Linked DNA regions of Homo sapiens: all the other regions are linked to region 1. A link is a contact called in ENCODE Hi-C or POLR2A ChIA-PET data. All regions are on one chromosome and are shown on one strand. Each heading gives the region's core, a stretch centred on a gene start or an enhancer-like site at or near the end of the contact. The rest is flanking DNA. Distances are from core to core; before and after follow the strand shown. Region 1 has its middle 33 kb from the start of LINC03055. Region 2 has its middle 34 kb from the start of RREB1. Region 3 overlaps RREB1 (ras responsive element binding protein 1).

The links. Hi-C counts contacts between places; a loop is a spot of excess contacts on that map. ChIA-PET counts read pairs that join two places held with the same protein, here RNA polymerase II (POLR2A). Pooled maps may share reads with other maps.
Region 2: a pooled map shows a loop between it and region 1 (12-fold over the local background). The contact joins two enhancer-like sites. A Hi-C loop is called at or near these places in 1 of 168 maps with a recorded cell type or tissue (GM12878), 19 of 37 single-sample maps with no recorded cell type and 14 of 50 pooled maps. POLR2A ChIA-PET finds 5 or more read pairs at or near these places in 4 of 52 experiments (K562, PC-9, Panc1 and 1 more).
Region 3: a map of pancreas shows a loop between it and region 1 (6-fold over the local background). The contact joins two enhancer-like sites. A Hi-C loop is called at or near these places in 2 of 168 maps with a recorded cell type or tissue (gastrocnemius medialis and pancreas), 4 of 37 single-sample maps with no recorded cell type and 10 of 50 pooled maps. POLR2A ChIA-PET finds 5 or more read pairs at or near these places in 3 of 52 experiments (B cell, WTC11 and activated B cell).

What each region holds. Positions count from the first base shown.
Region 1 is chr6:6,916,662-6,920,521 of GRCh38, reverse strand. No RefSeq gene overlaps it. Among named protein-coding and RNA genes, the nearest start is that of LINC03055, 33 kb to the right of the region's middle. RefSeq lists an enhancer at 1,671-1,720. Within about 2 kb of position 1,786, at least 2 of the 41 ENCODE cell types and tissues checked have a DNase peak (open chromatin) inside an H3K27ac peak, as active enhancers do; they include gastrocnemius medialis, where a contact is called at or near this core.
Region 2 is chr6:7,071,778-7,075,713 of GRCh38, reverse strand. No RefSeq gene overlaps it. Among named protein-coding and RNA genes, the nearest start is that of RREB1, 34 kb to the left of the region's middle. RefSeq lists an enhancer at 1,815-2,054. Within about 2 kb of position 1,778, at least 5 of the 41 ENCODE cell types and tissues checked have a DNase peak (open chromatin) inside an H3K27ac peak, as active enhancers do.
Region 3 is chr6:7,135,691-7,139,399 of GRCh38, reverse strand. All of the region lies in intron 1 of RREB1 (ras responsive element binding protein 1), which reads right to left. Among named protein-coding and RNA genes, the nearest start is that of RREB1, 30 kb to the right of the region's middle. RefSeq lists an enhancer at 2,319-2,388. Within about 2 kb of position 2,364, at least 32 of the 41 ENCODE cell types and tissues checked have a DNase peak (open chromatin) inside an H3K27ac peak, as active enhancers do; they include gastrocnemius medialis, where a contact is called at or near this core.

The DNA of each region.
Region 1 (3,860 bases), core at 537-3,036:
GCACTGGCTGTGAGTTACAGAGAGAATGAGTTGGCGGTATAGCCAGGAGAGGGTTGAAGGGCTGCCAGTTGTATAAAGAGGTTGAGTAATTGAAGGACCTTGTGAGAACAGAGATCAGAAATTTGGAGGTTATTAGGGAACAAGATGGCCCCTGGGGAGAGGTGGATCTTGGAAAGGTTGTGATTTGCTAGGGGAGCAGGTGCTGAGTTAGGCTTGGGTGAGCGCTGGCAGTGGCCAGGCTGGGTATGATGCAGAAACACTCTGATAAGTGTCATTTACATGGGTGGCATAGGGAGAGGCCACTTACTGGCAGAGAACTCGGACTGGAATTGAAAGGGAAGGACGGCCACACCCATCGTCACCACTGAATGGTGGGGGTCAGGGGAGACAAGGCAGGAGGAAGGAGATGTCTTCTCCAAGGAGAGGCAGGAAGCTGAAGAAAGAGGCGGGAGAGGAGGTGTCTGCATGATGGAAAGCTGGCAGAGGTGGCCCCAGTGCATGAGGCAGGGTGAGGAGATGCCGCTGGAAGGAGGCGACGGGGAGGTGGACCGGTGAGGAGGGATGGTTGATAGGGTTAGTACCAGTTGAAATGCCCTGTCTCCCGTAAAGGAGGCAGATAAACCACGTCGCAGAAGCACTGGGTGGAAGTAGGAAAGAGCCACATTAGAGGCAGGGAGGAGTTAACATGGCCTTGGCGGGATATTGCAATTGACTAAGAAAGCAGAGTTAAAGAGGAATGGGTGTGCATGGGCATGCGTGCACACACACACATACATACACACACACACACACACACCCTTGCTTTCTCCAAGGTAAGCTCAGGGATTCTGGAACAAGAGGAATCCTAGGTTTTGTGTCAGAGTGACCCTTACCAGGTGGCTTAGAGCATGCCCAGTCTGAATAAGGTTTGGAATTCTTTGAGGGTCTTGGTGTAACTGGACCCTTGTGGCCTATTACAGTCAAGATCTACACCCCCAGCTGCTTGGAATAAAACAAGTTTCTGATTTGCTTTTTTTCATTTATGCCAAAACATCCTAAACCAAAAAACCAGAAGACACATTATCAATTAAAGTACTAGGGTGTCCAGAGCTGAGACCAAATTGTTCTCCATCATATTTTGCGATATTTACCAACTTGCTTTTGCATGACTCAAGTTTATGTCATCAGATTATTTTGCTTTTAAAGCACTCTACTAAACATATAGCTAACCTTTAAAATTAAATGCATAATTTATACTCATTATAACATATTATGTGGCTTCAGTTACATTGTAATCTTTTGACCACATACTTTAATAGCGCTTGGCTTTTTTGTAAATGCCTAGCAACAATGTATTAGACATTATTGCATCTATTATGTTAACACTCACAATTTGTGTTATTGTAAAGCAGTTTCAAAAAACAGTTGAGCCTACAGTGCACACGAAAGTGATCTGAAAATCTTTTTCAATTTAGACGTAGGACTAAATGTAAAATATAATTCCTGAAGGATCTTAATTACTACAGTCTGTGTGTGTATTTGATAAGACTTGTGGAATCCAATTGTTGTTAAATTTTTATATGATGGACAAGTAGGAATGCTTTGGGGCCCCGTCGCTGTTAATAAAGCTCTGAGTCGCAAATATCACACACTTGTCAGACATGAATGGTCCTTTCTTTCTTAAGCTGCTGTGATGTCATTTTGCCTTATTTGGCTTCTAGCCTGGGTTCTCTTTCCAGTGCAGTCGACAGTGATTAGTCATTTCAGCAGGACTTCCCCATCAACATCTGCTCCACCAGCCAGTTACATGTGAGAAAACGTGGGATGGTGCTTTGAAATTGCAAAGGCTTATTGTGCAGATGGCGGTGAGGAGGAGATCTCGGCTACCCCACATGAAAGACCAGCGCAGTGGAGGATACCTCTCTCCACACCCACACACACGCTCCTGCTCAGCCTGCAGTTGCTCATTCTCTAGAGAATCCTCCCCAGGGAGTTCACACCTGCCTTTGCAAGATGCTTCCATGCACGGATTGGTAAGACATGGTCCTTGCCCTGGAAGAGGCCACTATCTGGGAATACATGTCACTTCCCACGTTTCTGTGCTCACAGCTTCGCCTCCCATCTCTTCCTTTGGAAGGTCCCAGCTACTTTCCAGTGGTCAAAGATTGGTGGCTTCTTTTTGAGCCTTGTCCTGGTTGACTTGTGTGATGGAAAGAGCACTTGAATGGGAGTCAAAATATTTGCTTTAGAATTTTAACTTGGTTTTTCACCCACACTGACCTTTAATTCTTTCAGTCAATGGTTGTTCTTCAACCTGAGCATGGTGGTTGCATTCCTTGGCCTGAGAGCCTTCCTTGGCTTTCCATTGCTTGTGGGGTACATTACCAATTTTATTTTTAGCCTGGCACCCCTTTCCCGTGTTTTCTGCCAGGTTCCCCCAAGCCCATGTGTACTTGGCATTCTCTAAATAATAGTATTTTAGGCCTGGGTTCTTACCGAATCTATACACTTGGTCCATAAGGCCCCTCCTTCCAAATTCTCCCTCTGCTTCTCCCCGCCGCCCCCACTGCTTCCCCCTCATTCTCCAAGGCTCAATTAAAAACTCATATGGTGAAGGCTTCCCCAACCTCCAGGCAAATTGAAGTTTTTATGCTTAATACCCATTTATTCCAACCATATTGCATCTTATAATGTATCATAGCTATTTGCATATTTGTTTATCAGTTTTACTGGATTATGGGCTTCATTATTTCATTTAACCTACTTTCTCATTGTGTCTGGCATTTAATAGGTGCCTAATAAAATTCTATTGATTACAAATGGGTAATTTAACTTCTCCACTTCCCCAGACTGACTACAAGCTTCTGGGGCAGCCAATCTGCTTTTCCTCTGTCTTTTCTCCATAGAACTCAGCTCAGTGACTGTCACATAGTAGATGCTTAATAAATGTTGAAAGTGGTAATGTAAGAAAGTGACTGAATAAAGCAGCAATGCAGTATTTGCTAGACAATATTCCAAGTTGAGGGGTGAAGTGGGAGAAAGATGGTAACAATGTTAATTTTAGGGATGGAGAACCTGCAGGAAAAAGGACATCTTGTGGGCATGACTCTAGGCTGTGTAGTTTGCTACTCATTTCACTTCTGTGGCCACTCCCCCCGGATCTCATCTCAGGTAATGCCAGTGCACTCTGTCGACAAGGCCACGTTCCCCACTGACTCACCTCACAGAAGCCTTTGGGTCTTAGGAGAGCCAAAGATTCTCGCCAACTGAGCACCTCCACCAGGTGGAACGTGGGCAAATGGGAGAATAACCTTAATGATCCTTGTCGCCCCCAGAAGGTCAGGGCTTGTTTATTACCTGAGTCCTAAGGCCCTTGCTGTTTCTGCCCTGCTGGAGATCACAGTGGACCCCAGCTCAGTCCAGCTTCCCACCAGGGCAGCAGGCCCTATGTGACCAACACAGAGTCTTCATTAGAAAGTGTGGGTTTCTATTTTTCAGTTTTTCATTTTTGGAACCCGGCTCACTTGCTCTGTAACATTTAACAGTTTCTGTTGCTGTGTTCCAGGCATTTTGCTAGGGGCTGGCACCCAGTGATGGGTCCAGTGAATGCAGTCCCTGGTCTCAGGGGCTCTCAGGCCAGGAGGGGAGGCTGCAGACGCTCACACATTGGCCCACACTGGACTAGCACGCAGGTGGGGTGCTCTGCAGGGGAGGTGGGACCAAGCACACAGTGCACAAACGAGGGGCCTAGGGAGGCCTGGGAAGTGACTTGGCCCCCAGGGCCTTCTGTCTGGACTGATGACTCAGGGCAGCCAGGCCGGAGAGACAGGGCAGGCCACTGAGAACGAATCAAGTAAGAGGCTAATGGAGGCAACAGTACA
Region 2 (3,936 bases), core at 529-3,028, 160 kb before region 1:
CACAGGCAAGTCTCTTCACATCTCTAAGCCTCAGTTTCCTGTTCAATAGATTATTCATAGAATTTAACCCAGTGGGGTTCTTGTGAGAAATTAATGAAAAAAATACACCTAAAACATTTAGCACACAGCCAAGATAACAGATAACAAGATAACAGCTCTCTGGACAGTAATTCTGTCAGCACCGCTCCCCCCAGCCCTAATCCAAGTCCTCTCATTTATGCACAGGCATCTGCTAAGAAGTTTCTAGTTTGTCTGTATAACTTCCTGTACATCCCTCCCTTTTGTGGAATACCTGTCCCAAGCCACGGGGACTCTAAATGCTCAGTAAGAACTTGCTAAAAGAATGAATAATTTATAAGGGACCTAATATAGCACCAAGGCATGATTATGATCCAAGCAGACTCTTTGGGCCCATTTGTGCCAGAGACTCCGTTATTTTGTAATTAACAAATATCGTGAATTTGCTTTGAAGATTGTCAAAGAACATGACAATTCTGCCTCAGGTGTTTGACTCAGGGCAAAGCATTTAAACTCTATGTGCCTCAGTTTCCTTTTCTATAAAGTGGGACTAACAATAGTAGCCTACACATAGGTTTAAATGTGAAGTGCCTGCCTGACACATGGCACTTAATAAGTGTTAGCTATCTTATTTCATTTATTTTATTTATTTATTTATTTATTTATTTATTTATTTTATTCATATAGACATGCGGTTTCACTATGTTGCCCAGGCAGGTCTCAAACTCCTGGGCTCAAGCAAACCTCCTGCCTCAGCCTCCCAAGCAGCTGGGACTAAAGGTGTGCGCCACAGCATCTGGCATTAGATATCTTATTTTAAACCTGGTAAAAAATGTTCCATTAGGCCAGGCGCAGTGGCTTATGCCTGTAATCCCAGCACTTTGGGAGGCTGAGGCAGGTGGATGACCTGAGGTCAGGAGTTCGAGGCCAGGCTGGCCAACATGGTGAAACCCTGTGTCCACTAAAAATATAAAAATTAAGCCTGGCACGGTGGCTCTCACCTGTAATCCTGGCACTTTGGAGGCTGAGGTGGGCAGATCACGAGGTCAAGAGATCGAGACCATCCTGGCCAACATGGTGAAACCTCGTCTCTACTAAAAATACAAATATTAGCTGGGCATGGTGGTGTGCGCCTGTAGTCCCAGCTACTCGGGAGGCTGAAGCAGGAGAATCGCTTGAGCCCAGGAGGCGGATGTTGCAGTGAGCCAAGATCACACCACTGCACTCCAGCCTGGGCAACAGAGTGAGACTTGGTCTCAAAAAAAAAAAAAAATTTAGTGATAATGTAGTGATGGATAAAAATCTGAGCCCATAATACCTTCATCATTGTTAGTAAGTCCTGTTTGACTGTCAGCACCACCAGGGAGTCAGGAGACTCAACTCTCTACCTCCTCCTCTTCCCACTGTCTTATTCCCTTAGTCTAGATCAGGCCCTGGAATCTGCATTTTAAATATCTTCCTTGAGTGAGTTGGACACAGGTCGTCACCAAACTGACACACATATGAACAAAAAAAAAAAAAAAAAAAGAAAAGAAAAGAAAAAATACAGACAAATATAGCCCTGGAACTTAATGAGGGAACTGGGCCAAATCTTGGGTGATTCCCCTCTCCCTCGAAGAGAGGGATTTATGGTTTAGGTAAAAACCATTAAGAACACATTGGTTTTTTTCATTGGTTTCACTTTGAGTTTCTGCCTCCTGCAACCCAAAACACAATCATACAGAGCTTCGCAGCGTGGGTCTGGGCCCTGCGTGAGCAGGGCCACGTGACCGAGACTGCCTGTGCTGAAGAGCTGAAAGCAGAGGAACACACAGGCAAGGGGAACCTACAGATATTTCCCCCTTTACTTTCTTTTCTTTTTTTAAAAAAACTATAATCCCATAGAGACATATGTGACAAGTCTGACAAATGGACAAAGGAATGACGCTTGTTCTCATTTAGAAAAAGCTTGCTGATGCTGGATGTGTGTCAATGCACAAAGCTGTGGCTCGAATAGCCAAGGACATAGCATGTTTTTTTGTTTTTGGTTTTTTTGTTGTTTTTTTAATAGATGAGAGCTTCCTATGTTGCTCAGTCTAGTCTCAAACACCTGACCTCGCCTTCTTATGTGCCAGGACAACAGGCCTGAGTCACCGTGCCTCCTGACATAGCATCTTTCGTACAGGATTTAGGGAAGCATGAGAGCACTGGAAATAAAACCTAAATGGTGGGTGAGCTATAGGTAAACACTGAAATATCATGATCTTATTAAAAAGAAAATAGTGAACCCAAAGAACCTGATATACAAGAGAAAATGAACCAGGCTGCCAAAATCCTCTGTTTCAACAACAGAAGTCAATGGGATACAGTGGTTTAAAATCATGTAAAGTGAGTAAAATGTTCAACCCTGTGAGAACAGAGCAGTAATCGTGATGGGCCATCAGCCAGATAAAAGTGTCCATATTTCTGGTCCCAGGCAGTATCTCTCTCTCTCTCTTTTTGTTTTGTTTTGTTTTGTTTTTTTTTGAGACGGAGTTTGGCTCTTGTCGCCCAGGCTGGATTGCAATGGCACAATCTCGGCTCACTTTAACCTCCACCTCCTGCCTTCAAGCAATTCTCGTGCCTCAGCCTCCTTAGTAGCTGGGATTACAGGTGTCCACCACCACGCCCGGCTCGTTTTTGTATTTTTAGTAGAGATGGGGGTTTCACCACATTGGCCAGGCTGGTCTCGAACTCCTGACCTCAAGTGTTCTGCCCACCTCGGCCTCCCAAAGTCCTGGGATTACAAGCATGAGCCACTGTGCCCAGCCTCCAAGCAGTACCTCATGCAACACAAGTATTTAAGTATTTATCAAAGATGGTCATAATCAGCTCTTAAAACATACTAACTAAACACAACACTGTACACAGAAACACTTAAAAATACCACTTATAAGAGCATCAAAAGTTTTAAGGTATTTTAATATATTTTAAAAGTTATATATATTCCTATATATTATATGATATGTAGGAATATTTACTATACACTAATACATATGTAATATAATATATTCTACGTATGTAGGGAGATGTAGGAATACACACAGTTGCAGCATTTCAGTCAACAATGGACTGCATATATGACAGGGGTCCCATGAGGGATAGTATATACACATTCCTTATAACACCATATTTTCACTGTACCTTTTCTATGTTTACATATGTTTAGAGACACAAATAATTTCTGTTGTGTTACAGTTGCCTACAGTATTCTGTACAATAACATGCTGTACAGGTTTGTAGCCTTGGAGCCATAAGCTACATACCATATAGCCTAGGTGTGTAGTGGGCTATACCATCTAGGTTTGTGTAAGTACACTCTGATGTTCACACAATGACAAAATCACCTAATGATGCATTCCTCAGGATGCCTCCCCTTCGTTAAGTGACACATGACTGGATTGTATATTCTACAGGTCAAGTTTTATAAAGAAAACCACAACGTTCTTGGGGCATTGAAGAAGATATACATAATTGGTGTTCATGCACTTATATAATTTTACTATGTGCCTGAGACTATTCTGAGCACTTTGCACATATTATATGCAAGACATGTAATCACCTAATCCTCTCAATTACCCTATACAGTAGGTACTATTATGACCCTATAAGGTAGGTACTACTACGATCCCTATTACACAAGTGAGATAACTGAGACACTCTAAGGTCAAATTCTCCAGGGTCACATGGCCAGTGAGGAGCGGAGCTAGGATCTGCACCCAGGAGGTCTGCCTCCATCCTTTTAGCGATTCTGCACACTGCCTTTCAATGTGGTACACTCTATTGTAAACGTGCTGGTTCTCCCCACATTGGTCTACAGGTTCAGTGCAGTCCTAATAACTCCAAAAGATTCTGTAACAGAATTGGAACTGTTTCTAAAATTTACATAGAAGCACAAGA
Region 3 (3,709 bases), core at 1,115-3,614, 220 kb before region 1:
ACCTACTGATATTTTTAACTTACTGATACTGTCTTTTCCTCCCATTTCTACACTATCCCTTTTTCTCCAATTACCTCAGTTAAAATAAAATTTCAACTTACAAACATATACATACACACACTGTACCCAGAACAGGATGCTCTCAGGTGTCTGAAGCCAACTTTCTCTCTCCCCCATCCCCCCTCCCACCTTTGCTTAAAGGGCAGCAATAGAACCAGTCACCTTGGAAACAAACATCACTCAGTGTTTGCAGAACAAACAATGGTACCTTTTCAGCCAGTACCAGGCAGGCAGGGCAAGGGGCAGCCAAGCAATTCTGGGCCTTACAGGAGTGTTAACATATTGTATTCATTCAGTGCACGAAAAAGTAGTTCAGTACTAAAAGTGAAATGTTCTCACATGTGTGAACCTTTGGCTAGAAACCATACACAAAAGTGAGTAAGGTTTAGAGTCAAATAAGGCTACCTACTAAGTTAGAAAAAAAATCTTTTCATTATTTTTGTAATTGTTTTACGTAACTCATGAATAAGGTAAACTATACTCTTATTACGGAGGATTACCTTCTCCAGCAACTAGGAACAAGTTACTTTTAAAAACAAAACAAAAAAAGTGTCATCTAATTGCTCCCATGAAACAATCATATTCATGTCACTTTTGTCCCAATATGCTAGCATATATTGATTTTTAAATGTGTATACTGGTGGGTGCCTTAACCCACTTGTGAATTTCTGGTATTAATAAAGAAATACGAGTGTGAGCTAGAAAACTGTCAATTTTCAGAGCACTGTTTAAAACAGGGCCAAACAGATACATAAATCTATAAGAGCTTTGGATAACAACCACCACTTTGACCTTGGATTACAATGACTAAACTTTCATTTTCTGAAGACTTACAAAAGCTAATCATTTGGGGTAGCTCAAGTTTGAGGGGAGATTCTTTTGTTACTGTTTTTAAAAAGCTCAACTGGATAGTTAATTTAAAAAATATTCAAGTGTCTTTCAGATCCTTCAGAATGAAACTTCAAAATGTTCAACGTAACAGTTTCCTCCCTATTCTGGGTGTGTGCCGAAGTTTTCCTTCCCACCAATTAAGAGAGAAGGCTGGGCCCAACTGAATTATTTGGACAGGAGTTTGATGTCAGTTAAATACCACAGTAACTGGCATTTTCTATCACCTCCAGACTAAAGGACAAATGCCTAATTAACATGGACCAACATGCAGCTTAAACTGGAAAAGTGCCTGTCCTTTTTCTTTCTTTTCTTTTTTTCTGAAAGATTTAGGTCTTTAACATCCTTGAGTTAAAGTGCACAAAGGGTGTCTAATGCCATCTGACTGAGGTGTAAAAGTCTAATTAACTAATGCTTTTTGCAGTGATAGTAAATCAGTTAACATTATTAATCTTCCTGACTAGGCGTAAGTGAGTGAGGAGGGCTATTGAAAAGGAGCTAAACAGTTAGACTGGGTACCCTTGAAAAAGAAAAGGAACTCTGAAAGTGATGACTGATGATACTGAAAATAACTGAGATACTTAAAATCCAACCGCTCGCCGGGCCTACCACCAGGCAAGAGACTCTGAAAGCTGAGGCTGCAGCTCCAGGGCAGGGAGAGGAAGAGGAGGAGCTAGGCGGCCGTGAAATGACTCTCATCTCCCATCCTTCCCTCCCAGCATCACCGAGAGAGACACGACTCTCACGTGCTGGAGGCTTCCCTGCCTTAAATTAACGCTGTACCTTTCCAACTAATGTTTTCAGTAGACCAAACAAAAGTTTGGAGTAGTTTGAGCAAATGACTCCAACAGTGGAGCCAGTTAGGCTAGTTTCAATTCATCAACAACTATCTTAGCATCTGGCTTCTTAGTTTCATCTGCCTATGTGTTTGGCATCCAAAAATGCGCATGCATATCATACTCATGTTAGCAAACCATACTTTATCAAAGGCACTTCCTGCATGTAAACATCTGAAGAGAAAAGGCCAACAGCCAAACAATTTCTGTACCAGGGCTTGGTCTGTCTGTCCTGAGACAATGGCAGTAACTGCAGTCATGCCCTCCACCCTCTTTTCTGGATTCCAACCCTCTATTCCCTGCCTCCCTGTACCCGAGTCTATAAGGCAGCTCCTTCCCTGGGGGCTCAGGGGGGAAGGGAGAGGCATCAGGTCTAGCAGGCACTCTCTTGGTCCCTTGCCTGCTCCTGCCGCCTCCACCCAGGCCTTCCCAGGAAAGCCAGGGGACAGGACTGCTCAACTCCTGACAGCAGCTGGATGTGACGAATTAGCTCTGGGCTTTGGGGAGGGAACTCCCCATGTTGAGGCACTCCCGTCGCCAGATCCTGGGTGATGACCCTAAACCCAGCAAGCTTCCTCCATCTTCTCGAAGAACATCTCAAAGGAGCAGAGTTGGAAAGGGAAGTGAAAGAGGGAGGCCAGGTGCCGCGGTGGCTTCATCTTTTCCCCTCCTCAATATTTCTATCAAGTTTCTGTTTCACTGCCACCTCACATAAGGGGGATATGAACCTATGCATACCTTTTTAATAAAATTCTGAGGCAAACACAACACGTTTGGTTAACGACGGGCTTTCACAAGCCACCTGATAATAAAGAACTCTTGAAAACATCAGGCTTCAGAACTCAGTTCATCCTGAATAAAGATATTTATGCTTTATTTATTGTTTTAAATGTCTTTAGAGGCTGTTATTTGTTACTTTGCACACCATTATACCTAAAAATCACCTCTTCTGTTCAAAAAGGTAGGTTCAAGAGAAAACTTTTCATTTGTACTCCTAAGTTAATTATATATTCATGACCTCCTCCTCAAATAATGTCTCAGGCTGAGGGTAGTGGCTCATGCCTGTAATCCCAACATTTTGGGAAGCTGAGGATAGCGGGTTGCTGGAGCCCAGGAGTTCGAGACCGGCCTGGGCAACATAGCAAGACCTTATCTCTATTTAAAAATAAATAAATAAATAACATCTCTTACAAAATCCTGTTTACTATTATCTCCATATTGCCTAGCCATTGGGATCTGAAGCTACTGAAGGGGGGAGAAATCCTAGCCAATTAAACAATTCTTCAAAACAAACTAAAATCCTTAAGATATAATTTATAACTCATTTCAACTTTTTAAAATACGGGCATTACTGACATCTATAAACAAAGGCAAGAGAGAAGGTGCAGATGAAGTCCCTTTTCAAATCAAACTTCTACTCAAATCAGAATTGTAAAATTGTTTTAGAATTCTTAAAATAAAGTTTGGTGGGTTTTTTCCCCCAGAAACCTGTGTGAGGTCAGTTCCATCAAAAGTCATCATCACCCCTGATCACCTCCTCAGACATGGGAATCTCACTCAGCTGAGACCAACAGTTGGAGGAGGTACTGGTCCCATTGTACAGATGGTCACAGCCCTTTAATTGAGGTCAGCTGACTTGCTTAGTCATATGCCACCTCTCTCACCAGGTCCACCACAGGACAGTAATTTCTCCCTGCCTGTGTAGTAAAAATCCAGCTTTAGTATCAGCAGAAAATCCAAACAATGTGATCTTCCCAAATCCCATTCTTTCCTGTGCTCAGTTGATCCATACTTACTGTCTACCTGTTTTGCTAAGTCCCCTAGAGCAACTTGAAAGGGCTATAAAAGCTTGAAATAAAGATCATGTTAAATGTTTTTGAAAATATACAGATGGCACATAAAACTTAAACGGAATACCTGCTCCC